Linked DNA regions of Homo sapiens: regions 1 and 2 are each linked to region 3. Evidence: chromatin loops called from intact Hi-C (ENCODE). Cell type or tissue: OCI-LY7. All regions are shown on one strand. Links, peaks and the distances in the headings refer to the core of each region. The heading gives the core; the rest is flanking DNA.

Region 1 (8,340 bases), core at 56-5,055, 640 kb after region 3:
TGAAGGCCAGATTTTCAGCTTCTTAGGAAATATTTTAAGATCTGGAACACAGAGCCCACTGTTCTATTCTGGTGACAATGGTTTAGAATAGAGTATCAGTTATCCCTTGGCTGGGCACGGTGGCTTACACCTGTAATCTCAGAACTTTGGGAGGCTAAGGTGGGCAGATCACTTGAGCCCAGGAGTTCAAGACCAGTCTGGCCAACATTGCAAAACTCCATCTCTACTAAACATACAAAAATGAGCCGGGCGTACATGCCTGTAATCTCAGCTACTTGGGAGGCTAAGGCACGAGAATCGCTTCAACCTGGAGGCAGAGGTTGCAGTGAGCCAAGATCGTGCCACCACACTCCATCCTGAGCCACAGAGTGAAACTCTCAGAAAAAAAAAAAAAAAACAGAAAGAAAAGAAAAAAGAATTGAGTATCAGTTATCCACTTTAGATGACTAACTTTCCCTCGTTCTCACCTGGCCACTTTACTCAGTCACATTAGCTGCCTGATTCTGTTAGCTGTTGAGTCAAAAACTACTCACTAAAAGCAGTGTGTTAGGATGAATTGAGGACATGGGAGTACAGTACTACAATCCTGAGTATTTCACATCAGTTACTATACAATCCCCCAAGAAGAAGGAAGATTGCATTGGAGCCACCCTCCTTTTTCCATAATGGTTTTTAATAGCTCAACTCTGTCTACTTGGGTAACTTATGTTAGCTACAACTTCAAGATAAAAATCACATTATTGCAGAATCTTACTGCTGAAAGAGAGATTGGAAATCATCGAAACCGACCCTTTCCTTTCACCAAAAGTAACTGAGGCCCCAAAATCTTAAGTGACCCTCCAGAACAGGTGATGGCAGAGCCAGTGCCTTCTAACTGATGTTCAGTCCAGTCTCCAAATTTCCCCTTTGTATAAGAATACCAGTTGTATTTGATTAGGGCCCACCCTGATGACCTCATTTGTAAATACTTATCTCCAAGTAAAGTCACATTCTGACTTTAAAACCACATCCTGGGGGTTAGGATTTCAGCATATGAATTTGGAAGTGGGGGACAGAGTTCAGCTCATAATACTTCACTCTCTCCCCACCAGAATACATGTCCTTCACCCAATGAAAATATTCCATCCCAACAACCCCAAACGTCTTTCAGACATCAACTCTCAAGTCCAAAATCTCATCTTAAATATCATAAAATTGGGTATGCGTGACACTCAGGGTATGAGTCATCCTGAAGCAAAATTGTTCTCTAGCTGTGTGTGAACCTGGGAAACCAGACAAAAAGTTATCTGCTTCCAAAACAGAATGGTGGGACAGGCATAGAATATACATTCCCATTCTGTAAGGGAGAAGTTGCAGGGGGAAAAAAAAAGAAAGAATCATGGTTCCCAAGCAAGTCTGAAGCTAGCGGGGGAAATTCCATTCCATTTTAAGGCTTGAAAATAATCCTCTTTGGCTAGATGTTCTGTCCTCAGGGCTCACAGGGGAGGGGATGCATAGCCCTGCCTTCCAGGCACAGGGTCACAGGAGCCCCACCCCCACAGCCCTGGGCAATAGTTCTACCCTCTACAACCAAGGAGGAGCCAGTCGCTGAACCATCTTTGAAGCCATTGGTCCTTCATTTCATCCTGTCTCTGTCCCTTTCAGTCCATGCTGTCAATGTTTCTGCTGGTATAAAATTCTCAAAAACCTTATTGGCCTCCCATGCAAGTCATGGGGGTCCAAGCAGTCAGACAAGAGGGCACTCCGCGGATCTTTTTCAGATAACCACCTCTCTATTTCTGGCATCTACTGTGGAGGTTGATTGGATCCGTGAGTCACGTACCTAATTTCGTTAGCACATGGCTGTCCAGCCACACCCTTGGCATTCTCTCCCAATCTGAGGTACTGAGAGTTAAGCACTTCGATGTAGCAGTTTGGCGGGGTGGAGCGCGGGGGGGGACACAATTCACAGCTGAAATATTTCTTTACTTAAGCTAAGACTTTATCCCAATTTTGGTATATCTGACCAGTCTTACTAAAGCTACATTTTGTAAGACCAGAAATGAGTCTTTTCAAAACCAAAAGGTTGGTGTGAGGACAGAGAAAGTAGGCAAGCGGGGAGACAGGAGACGTCTATGTGTGCAGAAACCTGCACCTCTTCTCCTCCAGCTACCCGTGCAGGTCATTTCCCCCCAGGCCCATCCAGGTCTAGCGATGTCCCAGCACTGCCCCCTGGTGGAGCCCTCCACCGGCCTGCAGGAAGGGCATGTGACTGACTCCCTCAGCGCCCTGCAGTCTTGTCCCCTCTGGTCCCAAAAGTGTATCCTGCCTTCGCTTTGCGATAGGTTTCTTCCTGCCCTTTGCCTGGAAATTTTATCTCTGGTTCTTGCAAACATTATTTACAGCTGTCTAATTTTTTCTGTCTACCTCACAGCTGCCAAACTAAAGTAGGTGGGAAGCCATTTTCCCTCTCTAGGTCAATGAATACCCCCCGTTCTCCACCCGCGCTTTTGAAGATTCCAGCACTGCTGCCAAGTCAACCCATCTGCAGGAGAACGCTTTGGAAAAAACAGACTTTAAAAAGAAAAGCAAACTGCTCTTAGCCCCTGATAGCTTCTCCACAGGAGAGGGAATATGGACAGAGCTGAGGTTCAAGACACATGTGCTGTTTGAGCTGAATCTGTGCTGTTTTCTTCTTTCCGTGGTTACCCAACAACGAAGGCGTGTTGTACCTTCTTGCCTTCAAACCTGTTCCTCCTCCCGTCAGATGTCCTTACTCCTCAATTTGAAGTTTTCCTTCATAGGATTTCTGAGAAGGACTTTGGAAAAAGTGCTCCAGATCTCTGCCAGTTCCTTAGCCATGAAAACCAAACATAAAAGATCATCTGGGGACATTCATTCAGAGCACGTTACCCACATTCCACCACCACTACTCTGACAGCACAAAACATATACCAGGAGCTGGGGTTATGTGGTGGGGGAGTCCTTCCTATTGTAAGCCCTAACATTATGACCCTCTGGGGTTAAATTTTATAATTTTCATATTGTGGAGTCCCATATTTTGTTCTGCTTTCCACTAGTCCAGGCTTCTGAGGTCTTCTCTGTGTTCATTGCTTATTAATTTTATTCAGCAAAGATTAATTGAGCTCCTGCAATGAGACACACACACTATGTTAGGTGCTGGGGAACAAAATAGGGAAGGGCCCTACCCTCAGAAAGCTTGCAATTTATGAAAGAATACTAACAAAACCTGCAAAGTGGTATTTTAAGTTATTTTGTTTCATTTTTGCTATTGAAACAAAGAAACTGAGAATTTGGTATGATTCAAAAAATGTTTAGGTACAAGAAAAAGAAAAAAGCAAGAAGCACTTGCCAGATTTAACTATAATTCCTAAAAATGATGAACATTTTCATCTTCAGGAACATGAAACATCATCGACTATTCTCTACAGACAACAGGCAAAGGTTCTTACTGGTCCAGTACATACAAGTCCTTCAGGAAGAAAAACATGATTCTACCAGGATTGGGTTGAATAGAGAGAGAATTGCAGTTTAAGATTCATGAGTATGGAAATAAACAGCTCTTATGGCTAATAAACTCTCTATGAACTTTAAAAAGAAAACAAGAAAAAAAAAAGCATGGCTTTTTAAAATCCAAAGTCCTTGCCTTAGGAAGAGACAGGACTAAAGTAAAAATAAATGAAGTCTGTTTGAAACTCATGAGTTGCACACCTCATGTTGCCAGAAGCTGGTTTAAAAAGCAGTCTAGCTGGGATTTCCATGCAAACTCAGCAAGTCATGAATCAACTTGAAGCCTTGTCTCCCAGAGGCCATAGGAGCTGGGTGTGTCCCAGAGATGCTGTGTCCTGATTCTGTGGAAAGGGTGGGGAAGAGAGGTCACTGAGGATGTTTCTGGAGAAAGTTGTGCATGGCTTTCCTTCTTAGCTAGGAGGGAATAGGGGGTGTGTCAGGAGGGTGAATGGGAGAAGTGAGGGCAGATGAGTGGATGTGTGAGTAGTGTTAGCAAGCCAGATTAAACAAACTGCTTGTGGTTTAATCTGATGCTCAAATAAAACACTTTGCCTGTATTTCTAGGTATGGAAGAAGAGAAAGAAAAGCCTAAATTGGAATGAGATCCAAGTCTAAACGCAAGAGCTAGATTGAGCCGCCATTGAAGACTCCTTCCCCTCGGGCATTGGCAGTGGGGGAGAAAAGGCTTCAAAGGAACTTGGTGGCATCAGCACCCCCCTCCCCCAATGAGGACACCTTTTATATATAAATATGTATAAACATAGAATACAGTTGTTTCCAAAAGAACTCACCCTCACTGTGTGTTAAAGAATTCTTCCCAAAGTCATTACTGATAATAACATTTTTTCCTTTTCTAGTTTTAAAACCAGAATTGGACCTTGGATTTTTATTTTGGCAATTGTAACTCCATCTAATCAAGAAAGAATAAAAGTTTATTGCACTTCTTTTTGAGAAATATGTTAAAGTCAAAGGGGCATATATAGAGTAAGGCTTTTGTGTATTTAATCCTAAAGGTGGCTGTAATCATGAACCTAGGCCACCATGGGGACCTGAGAGGGAAGGGGACAGATGTTTCTCATTGCATAATGTCACAGTTGCCTCAAATGAGCACCATTTGTAATAATGATGTCAATTTCATGAAAAGCCTGAGTGTATTGCATCTCTTGATTTAATCATGTGAAACTTTTCCTAGATGCAAATGCTGACTAATAAAGACAAAGCCACCCTGAACCTGACGTCTGCATTGTGCATCTCAAAATCCTAACAGCATTAGTATCTCCTTTTCATTTTTATTACCTGTTGAAAATGGGTTTACTGAACCTGGTTCTTTCCTATAATTTTTGGATTTTAAAAAATGTGAATCTTTTTGATAACTCCAAAACAAATTTTTTTTTTCTTTTTTTCCAGATGGAGTCTCACTCTGTCGCCCAGGCTGGAGTACAGTGGCGTGATCTCAGCTCACGGCAAGCTCCGCTTCCCGGGTTCATGCCATTCTCCTGCCTTCTCAGCCTCCCGAGTAGCTGGGACTACAGGCGCCTGCCACACGCCCGGCTTATTTTTTGTATTTTTAGTAGAGACGGGGTTTCACCTTGTTAGCCAGGATGGTCTCGATCTCCTGACCTTGTGATCCACACGCCTCGGCCTCCCAAAGTGCTGGGATTACAGACATGAACCACCGCGCCCAGCCACAAAATTGTTTTTAAAAAAACTATTTTACAAAATCTTTGACCGTAATTATTTTTAAGATGAAAAATATGTTATATAAATTATAAAATGTTACTTAACACAAATATAAGTATTGATTGCCCAATGTTGAGAGAGATCAACAAATGATATAAAACCATTCACTCCAAAATTATAATTACATTTTAAAATTAAAAAATGAAAAGCATTAAACTTTTTAATTTGAAAAAAATTTAAACTCAAAAAGTTAATTTAAAATTAGTTACATTTAAATGTAATTAAATGCTAAAAATCTCTCTTCCTTCCGTCTCTCTGTCTCTCTCTTTCTCCCACACACATTCACTCTATATGCCCCCCATTTCTGAAAGCAAAATTGATAGAAATATAGAATGCATCTAGCAGCATTACCATATTAGTTTCCTAACTCATGGAGCTGGGACTTTTAAGTAGGAAAGTCAAGCAGAAATCCACCAAAACAGAAAAGCACAGCAATACCACATCCTTGGAATGACTGCTGCAGTTAGTACAGGATCAAAGACTTGAAGGATCCAGAGTTGGTTTCCATCACAACTACATGTATCTTACCTGTCTGACCTCTATTATGGGTTACATTGTGGCACTGTGTCCCCCTAAAATTTATATGTTGAACCCGTAACCCCTAGTGCCTTAGAATATGACTGTTTTTGGAGACAGGGCCTTTAAAGAGGGGATTAAGTTAAAATGAGGCCATTAAAATGGGCCCTAATCCAATCTGAGTAGTATCTTTGTAAAAAGGGGGAATTAGGACACACAAAGGGACACCAGGAATGTACATACACAGAGGAAAGACCATGTGAGGGCATGGGAAGAAGGTTGCCAACTGCAAGCCAAGGAGAGAGGACTCAGAGGAACCAAACCTGCTGACACCTTGATCTTGGACTTCTAGCCACCAGAACTTTGAGAAAATAAATTAATATTGTTTAAGCCACCAGTCAGTGGACTGACATTTTGCTATGTCAGTAACAGCAAATTAATACGAACTGTGTACAAACGATGGATGAATTTTGGAGGATGATAAATTATTGTAAGCTTACTTAGGCGGTGGCTCCACTGATAGCAGTGTTTCCAGAAGTCTTTTTGCTGGAGTAAAACAATATAATCCCTGGGATATCGAATGAAGGTACTAAAAAATTTTTTTTTGTTTTTGAAACGGAGTTTTGCTCTTGTTTCCCAGGCTGGAGTGCAATGGCACCATCTCAGCTCCCTGCAATCTCCGCCTCCCTGGTTCAAACGATTCTCCTGCCTCAACCTCCCAAGTAGCTGGGATTGCAGGCATGCACCACCAAGCCCTGCTAATTTTGTACTTTTCGTAGAGACGGGTTTCTCCATGTTGGTCAGGCTGGTCTCAAACTCCCGACCTTAGGTGATCACCCGCCTTGGCCTCTCAAAGTACTGGGATTACAGGCGTGAGCCATTGCGCCCGTCCTAAAATTTTCTTGTAGTGGGAAAATGGGGTGGCGAGGCTGGGCGCAGAGAGGCTGGGGCTGCGGCTCAGCGTGGGCTCCCCTGGTGCGCAGCAGCAGCTGCGAGGAGCTCACTGCGGTTCTAGCCCCGCCGCAGCTGCTTAGACGCAGGTTTAACTTCTTTATTCAGAAAAAAATGTGGTTCAGAAAAGAACCCAGTAAGGTTGAACCTCGAAGATCAGACACGGCAACAAGTGGTGAAGCATACAAGAGAAGTGCTTTGATTCCTCTGGTGGAAGAAACAGTCTTTTATCTTTCTCCCTATCCTATAAGGACTCTCATAAAACCTTTATTTTTTTACTGTTGGGTTTACAGGCTGTGCATTTGGATCAGCTGCTATTTGGCAATACGAATCACTGAAATCCAGGGGTCCAGAGTTATTTTGATGGCATAAAAGCTGATTGGTTGGATAGCATAAGACCACAAAAAGAAGGAGACTTCAGAAAGGAGATTAACAAGCGGTGGAATAACCTAAGTGATGGCCAGCGGACTCAGGTATCATAGCTGCAAACGTCCTTGTATTCTGTTTGTGGAGAGTACCTTCTCTGCAGTGGACAGTGATCTGATATTTCAAATCTAATCCAGCCTCAAAAGTCCGTTGTTCTCCAATGTTGCTGTCAACATTCAATCATTTCTCCTTATTTCACATGGCAGCAAATATGTATGTTTTGTGGAGCTTCTCCTTCAGTATAGTGAACATTCTGGGTCAAGAGCAGTTCATGGCAGTGTACCTATCTGCAGGTGTTATTTCCAATTTTGTCAGTTATGTGTGTAAAGTTGCCACACGAAGATATGGACCATCACTTGGTGCATCTCGCGCCATCATGATGATCCTCGCAGCTGTCCGCACTAAGATCCCAGAAGGGAGGCTTGCCATTATTTACTTCCAATGTTCACATTCACAGCAGGAAATGCCCTACAATCCATTAACGCCACGGATATGGCAGGAATGATCCTGGGACGGAAATTTTTTGATTATGCAGCACATCTTGGGGGAGCTCTCTTTGGAATATGGTATGTTACTTACCCTCATGAACTGATTTGGAAGAACAGGGAGCCTCTAGTGAAAATCTGGCATGAAATGAGGACTAATGCCCCCCCAAACAAGAGGTGGCTCTAAGTAAAACTGGGATTGCACAGTACCGGTGCACCTGTCTTGTCCTGCCGGAGAGCCCCAGGAGACATCGGCCCTAGAGTGATCATGGCTACGTTCCCGCCTGGAAGACGCCAGCATCTGGCCTCCCACTGTTTTCAGCTGTGTCCCCGGGTCCGTGTCTTTTCAGAAAGTGAAAATGACATAGTTGTGACGTAAAGGTTTACATCTAGTTCGTAAAAAATAAAAAAATAAAAATAAAAATACATTCCTTTTACCTTGCAAGGATAGCAGAATGCCCTCACTATATTTTCTCAAGGCTATTTCTTTGTGTGTTTGTGTATGTGTGTGTGTGTGCATGTGTTATAAATATTTTTAATTTAACTTTTAAGTTCAGAAATAAATGTACAGGTTTGTTATATAGGTAAACTTGTGTCATGGGGGCTTGTTCTATGGATTATTTTGTCACCCAGGTATTAAGACTAGTACCTATTAGTTGTTTTTAATAAATAAACAACAAATATAAAATGATCCTCTCCCTCCTCCCACTCT
Region 2 (6,656 bases), core at 1,657-6,656, 810 kb after region 3:
GGAAGTTCTTGGAAGACAAAGATTTTCCTGAGCTAGCATTCCTCTTCATCAGACTGCTCTCATGGAGCTGAAAAGGGGAGGGAGATGATCTAAGGGGACAGGATGCAAGAGCTTCATGGCTTTTCATGTATTATTCAAATTTTTATATTCATTCATTCATTCAACAAGACAAGATATGCATGTGTCAATTCTGTGCCTAGTACTGTGCTCAGTGTTAGAGTTACAATAAAAAACAAAACACACATAGTCCTTGTTCTTATGGAGCTTAGACTAGAGTGGGGAAAGCAGACACTAAACAATCACACAAATAATATGAAAGTGTGAGTTCTGATAAGCACCATGAAAGAAAAGGAAATTGAGAGATTATAACAAAAGGATCTCTTTAGATTAGAACATCAGAAAGAAGCCTCTCCAGGAACATAACATTTAATCTGAGACTTAAAGGATGAATGGGAGCAAAGAAGAAGGTAAGGGAAGTATGCTGTGGACAAAAAAAAAAGTGGATTTCATTCATTTATTCATTCAATTACTCAAGAAATACTTATTGAAATCTTAAAATGCTAGACACTGTTTTAGAGCTATATACAACATTGAACAAAGTCCTTGTCCTCATGGGGCTTACATTCTAGTGGAAGAAATTAGAATCAACAAATATGTCAGGTGTTGATTAAATGCTATGGAGAAAACAAGCCAGGTTAGAAGGACAGGGCATGCTAGGTAGGAAAGGAGGGGCCTGGGAGTGTTATTTTAAACAGAATAGTCAGGGAAGACTTCTTAGAGGTGGCATGGAAGAGAACCATGGGAGCGCCATAAGAGCACCACGGGAGCGTCTGGGGAAAACCTTCCAGACAGAATGACAAGTGCAGGAGCCCCAGTGCAAGAGTGTGCTCTGCCTGTTGATGCACTAGCAAGGCAGAGTGCCTGAAGGAGAGGAAGTGGGGGAGGGTGATGGCAGATAAGATCAGAGAGGCGATAGGAGCCAGATTTTATAGGCCCTTGTAAGCATCTATGGGACCTGGCCTTCTCTCTGAGACTGGAAGCCATTGGAGAAATGTGACCATGGGAGTGGCATTATTATTTAAAAGTATACTCTGATTGCTTTGTGGTGAATAGGTTAAAGGGTAGAAATAGAGACCTATTAAGAAGCTACTGAAATAATCCAGGCAGGGGCGAGACAATGGAAACTAAAAGGATGAGGGTTGCCACAGAGAGGATAAGAAGTGGACAGATTCTGAATATATTTCAAAGATGCAGAGGATGATATCTGCTAATGGGTTGGCTGTGACTATAAAAGAAGGGGAAACTAAGGGCTTCAAGGTTTTGGGCTTGACAACCACCTAAAGGATGAAGCTGCCGTTAACTGAGATGGGAAAGACCATGGGTGGAGCTAGTTGATAGCAAAATTTTAAAACTCAGGATTTCAGTTTTGGATGTACAGGTCTAAGATGCTATGCATCTAAGTGGAAATGCTGAGTAGGAAGTTATTGAGGCTGGAGTTCGGAAAGAGGTCTGCACTGGAAATAGAAATGTGGAGATCATCAATATGGCATTTAAAGCCATGAAAATGGATAAGATCACCTGGGACATTAAGATAAACGCAGTGGCTCACGCCTGTAATCCCAGCACTTTGGGAGGCCAAGGCAAGCGGGTCACCTGAGGTCAGGAGTTCGAGACCAGCCTGGCCAAACATGGTGAAACCCCATCTCTACTAAAAATACAAAAAAATTAGCCAGGCTTGGTGGCGGACACCTGTAATCCCAGCTACTCAGGAGGCTGAGGCAGGAGAATCACTTGAACCTGGGAGGTGGAGGTTGCCGTGAGCCAAGATCGCACCAGTGCACTCAAAAAAAGATAGAGAAGAATGGAAGTCCAAAGACTAAACCTCAGGGCACTTCAAGATTTAGAGGTTGGAAAAATGAGATGAAATCAGCAAAGGAACTAACTAAGAAGGAAGAGCCAAAAGGTACGACAAACACCAGGAGAGACAGTGATAAACTGAGGCAGACACTGCCAGTAAGTTAAGAAAATGAGCACTGGGGACTCATCACTGGAACTGGCAAGGCAGATGTTATTGTGGGCCTTGAGAAGAGCAATTCTGGAGTGTGGGGGTGGAAGCTCGACCAGAGGGGGTTCAAGAGAAAAACTGTAGCAAGGAATTAGAGATAGCAAGTGAAAACAATCCTTTCAAGACGTTTTACTACAAAGGAAAGGAGAGAAATGGGAAGATCACTAGAAATGCAAGTGAAATTGAGTTAAAGGGGAGAATTGCTATAACAATCCTTGGGTGGATGATTTGCAATGGGATCAGGACACAAGGGTTGACCTTAAAGCCAAAAGTGAGATAATTTTACATTGTATGTGTCTGGGTGCGTGTGTGTGTGTGTGTGTTTCCATAGTTAACAGTTAGCTGTCCAGAAGCAGGCATGGAATAAGTAGATCTGTATTTAAAGTTGATGTTCCGTCAAGTGAGTATGGCAGAGGGAGCAAGGGTTCAGGAGTTGGGTGTATGCAATAGATTAGTTACAGTGATGGGCCACAGAATCTGTCCCGGATAAGGAAAAAGACAGAGAAAAGATGATAGGATTAAAAGATAGTATGATCACTGGATTATAGATCCCTTTGGAAGCCGAAGTGCCATGCAGAGTGAGCCAAAATATAAGAAGTGGTAGGTAGATGGCAGAATCCTTCAAACTGGAGCCGTGGAAGGGGTTCAGTTATTGGTAATGCAAAGTCTAAAGTATGTTTATAAAAGAAAGGGAAGTTAAGGACACCAAGGTTTTTGGCCTGACAACCACCTAAAGGATAAAGCTGCCATTAACTGAGATGGAGAAGACCGTGGGTGGAGCTAGTCTACAGCAAAAATTTAAAACTCAGGGCTTCAGTTGTGGACGTACAGGTCTAAGATGCTATGCATCCAAGTGGAAGTGTTGAGTAAGAAGTTCGACTTTGCATTACCAATATGACCTTGTATATTGATAATGCAAAGGAACAGGTAACAAAGGTCAAGCGGACAAGACCCCTAGAAGACAGGAGGTGCAGGTAATTAGAACTGTGAATAAAAATTTAAATCTCTAAGAATTATGTGAAGAGTAGTTCTGGGGACAGGGACAGCAAGCCAGGGCTCTCTCAAAGGATTTTAAGGGTTGACCTGGGAGTCTGTAGGTGACTGCAAGAAGGTGGGCATGATGAACCCTGGGGGAAGAAGGCTCCTATGGTGAGGAGGGAGAGCAGGACCACTCAGTGGCAGGGAAGTTGGTAGGAGCCAGACTCACAGTTTTATAAGCCACATTAAATATTTAGCTTTTATGTTTATTTCTTGAAATAAACACAATAGAATAATGGTTAATGATTGTGAAGTCCCAGATCAGATACCCTCATATTCAAATGTAAGTATTCAAAAGTAAGAAGCAAATTCCAAAACCAGATTTCTACTATTCTCTGTCACATGAGAGATTGGTATTGAGTTCTCATTATGGCTTCTCCCAGATCAACATTTTAAAATTCCACAATTATTTGCTCTGTCCAGATTGCCTTACTCCATTTTATTCAATGGGTTGTTAATGTTTTAAGTCATAAGTCAAGTAGATTGAAGAACAATTAGTCTAATCTTTCGGTTCCTATTTGATCAGACAGTACTCAGGTGGCAACTGAAAGCGAATTTTTAGAACTTCACCAATACTCATCTTATTTTATATATGTTAAGAAACCATATCAGAAACTGTCATATTTGTGGAGTCTGATTCGGGTACTCATTGACACACAGAACCTCCTCAAGCTCAGAGAGAAGCATCTTCCCTGAACCCTCCCTATTTTGATTCATTTTTAATCTAACATTTTCTCTGCCATTGGGTACCTCTTGTTTGCTAATTTCATGGGATGCAACATCTGCAAAAGTCAGAATTTACCGAACTGGTTAAACAGTAATCTCCGTTTTAGACTAACCATTCAGCATTTTTCATTGGTCTGAACAGCTTACAATTTTTCTAAGAGCTGAGTACTTTCAGCCAAAATTTGTCCACTACTGGGAGATACCTAGAAATGATGTAAGCTCAATCTGATAAACAATAAATGTTTCAAAACATGCAAATTCTTCCCCTTCTCTTTATATTAGAGTAAGCAAAGTTTGGAAAGTGCTTTGTATATGTAGGAATTCATCCAATTTCTCTTTTTATCCTACTCTTCTTTATATGTCTGATAAATTTTAAATCTCTTCCTTTATAAAAGAGTACTTGGTAACAAGAATGACTTACCACACATCTGGGGTGACAGTGTCATTCTGGGATCGCCAGGTATGGGTTTCATAAATAGCTTCTCCATTGACTTTTAGCCAGGACCCCATTTGCCTCAGTCGCTCCTCAAAAACTACAGAAATGGTGCCATCTAGTGTGGGCCCAATATTCATCAAAAGATTTCCTCCACATGAAACTGTCTCTACAAGTTGCTAAAAAATTAAGAATAATGTTTTTAGATAAATAAAATAATTCCATCTTTAATGTGCTAATATGTTGCATTTATATATTTATACATGTATATATAGTCACTGCCTAGAAGAACAAACACAGGATAGAACAATGTCCTATATTTATAGGCCATTGAGCCATAGAAGAAATAATTCCTACATGACCACACTATTAAGAATATTATGTTAATAGCCACCAGACATTTCACTGTACCTTCACCAATTCTTCAATTGTAAGATAGTCAGAGATTCCAGCTTCCCTCCTATAGCCCCAGGACAGTTTGTCTATTGTCATGCAGTTTTCCCATTTATGTGGCAAAAGATGTCCTGGGTTATAACGATCACTGCAGGTATAGAAGCCACCATGCTTACAGATGCTACCAGCTCCCCAACGATCATTGGTGACTACTGTGCCCCGAACTGGGCTGAAATGAAACATACAATTTTTTAAAACAAAAGGTATAAGCTTTTTATACAAAAAGAAATGTCACTGAAAAGACATGTAATTGAAATACAATTCTGAAAAGGGACCATGGCATAGTACAGTGGAAAGCCCATGGTTTTGAAGTCAAACAGACCTGAGTTGATTGGAGTTCTGGCTTTGTCACTTTCTAGCTCCCAGACCTAGAGCAAATTACCTGACTCCTCTGAATAATGAATTTCCTCATCTATGATTAGAACAAAAATAAGTTATGTAAAACATTAGCCTGGTACCCAGCACATATAGCACTCATAAGAGTATTATATGAATATTTTAAGCTCCCTTCCATATTGTAAATGGTAGCCAAAACTGAATTTATACCCAAGACACTTTTCTTTTCAATGATTCAATGATCTCATACATGTAGTCTAGCCTTTCTTTTTCTCTTACCATTGTGCCTAATATTGAAAAATCTCAGAAAATTTGACTGTTGATATCATGTGAAATATCCCCACAATATTGCTTATCATAGCAGGTGGCATATTTAAGAGGGAAATACACGCCACATAGAGGGAACAGTTTTGAGTCACAAATTGAAGTGATGGCTCCCAGTTTTTTCCCTTGGAAGGAGTACCTGGACACACTGCTGTTTTAAGTATCAAGAGTTCTTCAGAATATTTGTATTTGTGCCCTTTGTGGGCCCAGGAAGTGCAAGCAGAAGGTTGCCTGACTTCGTAGCACAATACCCAGTGCTTTCTAGTGTACATGCAAATTTGGTCCATATAGTTTAAGCCTAATGGAGGAGTTTAATCAGAACTCCCTGTTCTAATAGGGCAGCCTTGAACATACCAGGAAGCAATAGGAAAAAACTGGAGAAAGTGAAAAGGCTGCGATGAAGGAAAAGAGGAGACAAACAAGGGTGACATTGGCTGGGCAGCAAAGATGACCAAAAGGTAAGAGGATAAAAAGAAGCAGTCTGCGGGATTCAGAAGCAAATAGTCAGAAATAGTGATGAAGAAACAGAGTTGTCCCAGAATAGAGGCCATAAAGGACCAGGGTAGGAGAGAAAAAGGGGGGACCCACAAAATTAACACCTTCAAAGTTCTTGATCCTGTGATTTTTAGTCTGATCTCAAAATCAGACCATTGAGTTGGATTTTACTCCTGATTTATTTACCCTTGATTATGTTGAGTAAATAGTGATATATCTAATAAGTATTATTTACAATGATTTTCTCCCCCCATACCACCAATGACTTAAAATGAAATATTTCAAGAGGTGAAGGAATTAAAATGTTAGAAATATATTAGGAATATGGAGGGTAACTGCAGCAATCTCATAGCATACACACCTTTCATTATATAACCAGGCCAAGAAGCCTGTGCTGTTCCAGTATTGATCCGGTGCTCCTCCGTCACCATCCGACCACAGAACCTCAGGCTGATAGTTGTTCACTAACTCATAGAGCTCTGGCAATGTCTTAGAAACTGGAAATTGCCGCTTATGGAATGAACTGGATTCATCCTCAAGGAAGAGCGGATGAAACCATTCAAAAAGGGAATAGTACAGTCCAAAACGCAGGTCAGTTCTGTTCCTAATGGCTACCTCAAGTTCCTTGACAATGTCCCTCTTGGGCCCCTCATCTATGGCATTCCAGTTCCACGAATATTCTGACCCCCACAAGGTAAAGCCTAGAAAATTATAGTGAAAACCCTTGTAAGCATGTCAACTTTATTTTAGTAAATTTCAACCCACACAAATGCCCAAACAAATCAC
Region 3 (8,340 bases), core at 1,672-6,671:
AGTAACTCCTACAACTCAATAGCAAAAAATCAAATAATCCAATTTTTTTAATTGGGCAAAGGACTTGAATGGACATTTCTCAAAAGAAGACATACAAATAGCCAACAGGTATATGAAAAAAGGCTCAACATCACTAATCACTAAGGGAAATGCAAATCAAAACCACAGCAAAATAGCACTTCACATATGTTAGATTGGCTATTACCATAAAAACAAAAGACAACAAGTTTTGGTGAGGATGTGGAGAAAAGGGAACCCTTGCACATAGGTGATGGAATGTAAGTAAGTTGGTACAGTCATGATGTAAAACACTGTGGAGGTTCTAAAAAATTTTTTTGAATAAAACTACCATATGATCCAGCAATCCCACTTCTGAGTTTATATCCAAAAAAAAAATTGAAATCAGGATCTCAAAGAGATAGTGCACAACCATGTTCACTATAGCATTATTCACAATGACCAAGACATGGAAACAACCTACATGTCCATCAGCAGATAAATGGATAAAAAATGTGGTCTATACACTCAATGGCATATTACTCGGCCATGTGGAGATCCTTCCACATGAAACAGCATAGATGAACCTGGAGGACATTATGCTAAGTGAAATAAGCCAGTTACAGAAGGAAAAAATCCTGCATGATTTTTCTTACATGAGGTAGCTAAAATAGTCAAACTTAGGGAAGCAAAGACTTGGACAGTGGTGCCAGGGACTGGGTAGAGGCAGAAATTGGGAGCTGTTGTTCAATGGGTATGAAGTTTCAATGATGCAAGATGCATGAGTTTTAGAGATCTGCTTTACAACACTATGCCTATAGTTAACTGCACTGTGCACTTAAAAATTTGTTAAAGAGTCTGGGTGCGGTGGCTCAGGCCTGTAATCCCAGCACTTCGGGAGGCCCAGGCGGGTGGATCACCTGAGGTCAGGAGTTAGAGACCTGCCTGGCCAACATAGTGAAACCCCATCTCTACTACAAATACAAAAAATTAGCCAAGCGTGGTGGCAGGTGCCTGTAATCCCAGCTACTTGGGAGGCTGAGGCAGGAGAATTGCTTGAACTGGGAGGCAGAGGTCGCAGTGAGCCGAGACTGCGCCACCGCACTCCAGCCTGGGTGACAGAGTGAGACTGCATCTCAAAAAAAAAAAAATTGTTAAAGAGAGTATATCACATTAAATATTCCTACAAAAATAAATAAATAAATGAATATTCTTTTTAAAAAATGTTTATTTTATTTTAAGTTCCAGATACATGTGCAGGACCTGCAGGTTTGTTACATAGGTAAACATGTGCCATGGTGGTTTGCTTCACCTATCAACCCAGCACCTACGTATGAAGCCCTGCATGCATTAGCTATTTATCCTGGTGCTCTCCCTCACCTCCCTTGCCACCAACAGGCCCCAGTGTGTGTTGTTCCCCTCCCTGTGCCCATGCGTTGTCATTGTTCAGCTCCCACATATAAGTGAGAACATGCAGCATTTGTTTGGTTTTCTGTTCTTGTGTTAGTTTGCTGAGGATAATGGATTCCAGCTCCATCCATGTCCCTGCAAAAAACATGACCTTGTTTCTTCCTATGGCTGCATAATAGTCCATGGTGTGTATGTACAATAAATATATATTCTTGCCTGATACAAACACACAGGTACACAAAGGTGCACAAGGAAACTTTAGGAGGTGAATATGTTTCTTGCCTTGATTTTAGTGATGGTTTCACAGGTGTATGCCTATATTAAAATTAATCAAACTGTACATTAAATATGCCAATTTACTTCAATAAGGGAGTTAAAAAATTAAAAATGAGACTGGTGGGAAGACCAGAAAGCAGTCTTCACATATTTAAAGGGTTGTCCTGCAAAAGAGGGATCAGACTTTTTATTGCATCTGGCTCTGGAGGACAGAGAAAGGGGCAAGGCATATAGATTATAAAGAGGTAAGGTTTAGCTTGATAAAAGGAAAAATCCTAATAATTATAGCTATTTAAAAACGAAATATGCTTATTGAACTTTTAAAGGTGATATTATGGACAAATACTTAATGAAAAAGGATAAAAGATGGTTCTAAAACATGAGTAGTACAATTCTTTTAGAATAAAGGTGTGCATACCCATGCACGCATGTGCACGCATGCACATGCACACACACACACACACATACGCACACCTGGGCACATACATCAGAATGTTCATGGTGTTTATCTCTGAGTGATAGTATTACAGATATTTTTAATTTTTATTTTGTACATTTTGGTTTTGTTTTCTAAAATTATTACAGTGAATGCAAATTATTTTTCTTATGACAGGAAAACACTGTACAGCAAAAATGGTTGTGGGACCTAGGGAGTTCTATTTTGTTGGAGGTGTTTGAGCAGAACCTGTAGTTGCTGTTGATAACTCCCAGGATGTTGAAAAGGAGACTGTTATAGACAGGAAGATGGCTATTACCTCTTTTAACCTCTATGGTGCTTCAGATTCTGAGAATCTATTGCACAAAATAATAATTATAACTAATAATTATAACCACTATAACTATTAACATATAACCTGTAGTTATTAATAGTTATGATTAATAAAGTCATAGAATCTCAGATTTGTCAGGGAACTCAGAAGTCAACTTTCCCAGCCAATGTAAGACAGTATGAAAAATCCTTGGCCACACATGCGGATAAAGGATTGCCCATGGCTGGGAATGTATATCCTTTCCTGCTGCTCACTGGTCTACACTAGCAGGTAAGAAACACATTTGTCTCTAAACACCCAGCCCAGTGGTACATGAAATGATCTTCATCTATTTGTTTCTCAAGCATGAAATGATAGCCTACACACAATCTTTTCATATTGTAGTCACTCTGTGATCTTTCAAAATGAAAATAAAGAGGTCTTGTCACTAGGTGTACAATCTATTTTCCTTGACTTGAAATCTCATCTTTTATTTCTTCAAAGCACATAAGGACTTTATCTTTAATTCTATCTTGTATTCTGTTATCAAATCCATTTGTTGTTGTTCTATGTCTGCTCAGGATGTCTGAACATTTTTACATAGAGTAACTTTAAGTGTGAACCTAAGTCGAATTCAAAACAAGACATCTAACTCTAAGAAAAGCCTTAGGTAAAACTTTGAATATATTTATCTTGAATGCTACAAGATGTCCAAATTATCCCTAGACATCCTCTCTTCACTTTCTTCAGACACCTAACCCTTCCTCCCTCTGCCACCTCAAATTCAAAATTCACACTTAGGAGAAAGATTTGTAATTTTTTCAAATCAAAGCTTATAGTAGAAGCCAATCAACTAATTCTGTAATTGTCTCTTAAACACCCTAAACTATGCAGGACCACTTCATTGCAAAAACAAAATAAACTCTTGAAATCACAAGGTAATATATAGCAATTAACAATTCAACATTACAAACAGTAAGTGCTATTGGTAAATGCTACTTAAGTTCAGGAAATAAAAGGTAATTATCTTTGAGCTGACAAATTTACCGCACTACCAATAAATGAAGGAATTACTGTATAGTGTGCTAGCAGGGATCCTGGGAGATCTGGTGGAGATAGAAGTTCTAGCTGAACTTCAGAACCCTCCAATACAAACAGGCTTATCTGAGGGGACAGGTCAGTCCTGCACACTATTGCAAGTGTTATCAAAGTGTGGTCCACGGACCAGCATCCTCTACACCACTTGGGAGCTTGTTAAAGGTACAGAATCGAGGGCCCCGTCCAGAACTAGTAAATAAAAAATCTAGATTTTTAACAAGCTCCCAGGATGATTATTCATATGCACATTGAAGTTTGAGAAGCTCTGGTCTACACAGTGGCGATTCTGCTCAGTTTCTTCGCATTTTAGTCCTGGGCTTTCAAAGCTACTTGCTTTTTTAAATCAACTATTAATTTGTAGCCTACAATTGTCACAACTGCAAAATTAACTCATTACTTAACTTTATTCTATTTCTCATGCATTTCCCCCTCAACGTCCCTTTTTCTCCAACGGTGGTCCCTTGAGAATGACAGATTTTTCACCACCCAGCAACCAAGGCACTACCCCACATCCTACACGAGGGGGCGCATGAGGACTAAGATTCGGGATCTTCTAGGCCATCTTCTCCACAGTGATTTTTATCAGCGACGGCCCCCTTTCTCCAGGATTGGTTTCCCAATGACATCACTTGGAAGCATGAAGAGTTGCTAGAATCCTCTCCTCCACTCACAAGCCAGGCATTTCCTGAACCCTTGCTGCGTTCGCCGCTTTCCACCCCATACCATTTCCCTAAGAGACAAGCATTCAGATGATCTACCCCCAGGGGTCCCAGGGAAGGAGGGAGAATCATTGCTTTAAATACAACGGCAGATCAGAGGGCCCTTGGTCAATATCCCTGCTCTCATTTCTCCTGTGTTTCATCTTCCATCAGGTCATACAGCCTTGAAAGTCTTTGACACATCACCCCTCCCTTCAGATCCCCACCTCTCCAATATTTCAGCAGAGCTTGGTCTTTTATAATCTAATTTTAAAAAACTCTTGCTCCATTCTGTTCTTTTACTGCAAACAGAGAGTAGCTGAGTGAGTGGCGTGAGGATGAAGAGTCCAGAGCTGAGGCTTGTGGATTTCCTGGGAAGTTACTCACTCAACCTTTGGCCTGGGGAATAATTAGAAAAATGAATGTTTCATTCCCTTGAGAAGGCTTTTTCTTTGTCCACTGGAACCCAATACTGGCGCTGTGGCTGTGTTTTAGAGAGTGTCTAGTGGCGCTAACTTGCTAAATCCATGAGGTTTATCACTGTTATGCACAGTGCCCACCAAGTGTTGGCAACAAGCAACTCGTAAATGCATTTTGGCAATTACTATGAAATTTTCAGTGTCATATGGGTCTTCCACCTCCTAAAAGCTTTTGTCCTGATGAAAGCTTTTATTTTAACTGTAGTTTTTCCCTAATAGGGCTCTATTTCAAACTTTAACAGTTGTAATTATTTGTATCAACGTGCAATCCCACACTTAAACAAATTGGAGCCCACTCCAGAACAAAATTAAAATGGCTTCAAAGAATGACAGAAAAACATTTCTTTTGGCAAGGAATAACAGGAAGGCAGAAGGAATACAGGAGAGATCCAGTGGAGAGGATAAAGCAATGGGAGGCCTTTCCACATGTGTAGCCTCTTAAAAAAATTGCTACCATTCCTTATGTTGCCTATGCAGGATACAACCCTATCTCTTAGTAAAAATGGTCTCCCCACCCCCACAATTCTTGTGGCTATTACCAAACAGTGCTTCTTATAAAAGAAAAAGAATATGACAAAGCAACCACAAGGAAGGTTAAAAAAAAAAGATAAAACCCGGGGCTAGAATACACCCAGTTGATGCTCAATAATGATTGACTTAAATGTTTGTGTGGCACAAGGTACAGAGTGGATTTCTTTCACATCAATCTGGAAATTCATAGCTTCTTCAGGCTTCTTGTCATACATATCGTGTGAAATATTTTATGACACGGCTCTGTGGATCCTGAAATGCTCGGTCCCGTTCTGTCTGAAAGTAGCACTTCTCTCTTCCTGTTGGGCCCCTCACCAAGAGCCCTTAGCGTCTGAGGCATCTCCCTGGTTATACTTTCATCAGATGGTGAAGCGGCCGTGCATTCATTGCACTTTCCCCCCAACACAAGCACTTTCATTGTTATCATTTACTGATATCAAATAGAGAAGTAAGTCAGGTGAATCATCATATACTGTGTATTTATCACAAAATCGAGCCTACCCTTTATGCCTGGGAGAACACTGGCATGACCTAGTTCACTTCCCTAGGGCTGGATACCCTTCAAGTCTTCCTCCGTGAAGGAGAATCTTTCTCCTTGTATGAGCCAAGAACACATTTTAGTGCAGCATTTCCTTTGTAGTTCAGATCTATTTTAATTGGGTAAATCTTTCATTACATAAATACAAATATTAGCAGGGGCCAGATACTGTATCAGGCTCACCAAAGCCAAGTGGCTGGAGGTGCTGTGCCCCACCAATAGGCTTTTTTTTTTCCACTGTGATAATTTCTGTTCCTTAACATAGGACATCAGATAGAAACCATTCCATTTGCAGACAAGAAAATACATCTACTGTCCAATCTACATGTATTTGTATGGCCGGGAGGAGAGGGTAGACCATTCCAGGCCTGGGAAGCCGTCCAGGGAAACAGGAGGAAGAGAGCCAGGGAAGTGTGTTTAGAGTAGAGAGAGCATGATTAGACTCAAGCAAAGGAGCACATCACAGGAGGAAAGAATAATTATTTTGGACGAGTGGGCAGGATAGTTTGGGGAGTGCCCTGAGAGCTAGTAAGGGGTCATGGTCATGACATCATAGGCAGTTGGGAGCCCTGCCAGACTTAGAGTGGTGGCATCTGAAAGAGACTAGGGTTAGGCATGCAGAGTGGATTGGGGCTACAGAAATCCATGGCAAAACTTATTCATGTCTTTTTAAAGTCTTTTTGGTTACAAGCATCAAAGCCAGCAAAGTTTGGCTAATCAATAAACAAGAACTTACTGTAAAGATGCAAAGTCATCCTCAGAAGTCAATAGCAGATGTAGCCCTGCCTCTTTTGACTCGGTTCATTCTTTGGCATTGCCTTTTGGTTTTCTCTACACACTGACTTGTTCTGATTCTCCCTGCGTATGGCCACCATGGCTCCAAAATTCATGTCTGAGCCAAACACAGACGCTGATCTCTAGTTATCCATTTCTTTAAGTCCAATTCCAAATTCCCAAGAGAAAGATATTGATTGTCCAGCTTGGGTCAGTGAGAACTCTGATGCAATCTATGGCCAAAGTGGAAGAGTCATGGTGGATGCTCGGTTACTTGGCCTTCCCTTTTGTGGAGAGGGGGATGATTCCTTGAGAAATGGTGTCATAGACTGGGAAGGAACTCCAAAAGATGTTTACAACCACCTGCCAGAAGTCTGCTGGTGTATTTTAATACTGCCATCCTGCAAGCTCAGTGTCAGTAAGAACAGAAGAAAGGGATAAATAGAGGTAATGTTTGTCATATTTCTAGAAACCGGACAGGTTTAGGACACATTGGAGTGCCAGCCATGGGAATAACATCAGGATAGAATGGTCTGGGCAAAGCTGAATGGGAAGAGGCATTTCCACAAAACTGCCCAAGGCAGTGGCACTACTAGGTTCAGAAGAATTCAGAGACCCAGGGAGGGCTGCTATTTAGAATAGCTCAGAACATCACAAGTGTGCTGGCTTTCCACTTTAATGTGAAGCTGGGTGTGGAGTTTTTAAAGCTCTATGCAAGACCTCACTGTTCCCAAAACATGGAAGGAAGTGTTTGACCTCAGAACATTCTCATATTATTAATCAACACACCAAATATTTACCCAGGACCTAGTCTGTGCCCAGTGCTGTTCGATACTGTAGTGCTCGGTCAGTGCTGTAGAGACAGAAGGGCCATCCCTCTGCTGTTGTAGAAAGTCCCTTCAGGGGTTCTGGAGGGAGTTGGGTGCCAGGAAGTTTCCCAGACTCCTCTCAGCCTCCCTTCCCAAACTCAAAGAAACGTGCTCCCTCCACTCTCCTCTTCTGCCTGCCAGAGTTTCCAGATTTGTTCTGTTTTGCAGTTGCGTCAAGCCACACTCAATTCCAATCCTAGCAGAAGGCATAAATTAACATTTTATTATGCGTGCTTGTTAGGGTCTCTTAAAGCAGACATGCAAATTCGAGGCTCCCATAGTAAATTAGGGCATACCCAGATTTTGCTGAAAATAAATCAAGTCGCCCTGGCCAAACCCTTGGAAAGCAGCACTTCTCTGAGCTATCCTGGGACAGATGCTCCCCTCAGCTCCTGCCCCAGGTTGTTTACCCTGGCCCCTGGCCATTTCCTGCCCCGTTTGGCACCCAGGTCCTCTCTGTCCAGCTGCCACTGGCTCATAGGACTCTTGGTCGACTTTCACTTACAAGGAACCAATTTCACAAGCAGCTGTAGGTGAGCCTTTTACGGGCCTCTGGCGAGTGAGTGAGAGGCCTCGGGCCTTCTCCCACAAGCAGCTGGACAAATATATCTGCCTTGGCTTTCCAGGGGGACCAGCTATTTTGAGGCTCCCCTTTGATTGACTCTTCCTACTACTGTGCCTTTAATTGCAGTTTATGGATCTTAAAACCTTATAGAACAGGAACTTCAAGCTAGACAGAGCTTGATTGGATTTGGCGTGGCTGTGGCGGAGGAATTCGAATTAGCAAAATCAAAAGTGAGAAGTAGTTAGTATGCACTTAGGCTCTACTAGGTTCCATTTTTAATTGTTCTGTGGCCTTTCTTTCCAGCATGCTGATTAGGTCATATAATTTTGTGTGTGGTTGGAGAAAGGTGGACAGGG

The links. Hi-C counts contacts between places; a loop is a spot of excess contacts. Peaks named below come from ENCODE experiments on the same cell type or tissue, not always from the same donor. Only the 100,000 strongest peaks of a DNase experiment are listed, where the experiment ranks them.
Region 1: a loop joins it to region 3, with 18 times the contacts of the local background. A loop is called at or near these places in 21 of 110 quality-filtered maps.
Region 2: a loop joins it to region 3, with 2.8 times the contacts of the local background. A loop is called at or near these places in 8 of 110 quality-filtered maps.

The regions. Positions count from the first base shown.
Region 1 is chr6:143,335,565-143,343,904 of GRCh38, forward strand. AIG1 (androgen induced 1) reads left to right here. Exons shown (of 6, transcript NM_016108.4): 6 at 4,075-5,494. The coding sequence ends at 4,112. It also overlaps the pseudogene PARLP2. Among named protein-coding and RNA genes, the nearest start is that of ADAT2, 110 kb to the right of the region's middle. In OCI-LY7, for the core only: CTCF peaks have their summits at 2,220 (motif pointing left) and 2,421; a DNase peak (open chromatin) is centred at 2,197.
Region 2 is chr6:143,497,682-143,504,337 of GRCh38, forward strand. FUCA2 (alpha-L-fucosidase 2) reads right to left here. Exons shown (of 7, transcript NM_032020.5): 3 at 6,232-6,571; 4 at 4,674-4,884; 5 at 4,251-4,441. Among named protein-coding and RNA genes, the nearest start is that of FUCA2, 11 kb to the right of the region's middle. In OCI-LY7, for the core only: a CTCF peak has its summit at 4,378 (motif pointing left); no DNase peak of the experiment used is centred there.
Region 3 is chr6:142,688,995-142,697,334 of GRCh38, forward strand. No RefSeq gene overlaps it. Among named protein-coding and RNA genes, the nearest start is that of HIVEP2, 250 kb to the right of the region's middle. In OCI-LY7, for the core only: CTCF peaks have their summits at 4,050 (motif pointing right) and 4,249; a DNase peak (open chromatin) is centred at 4,057.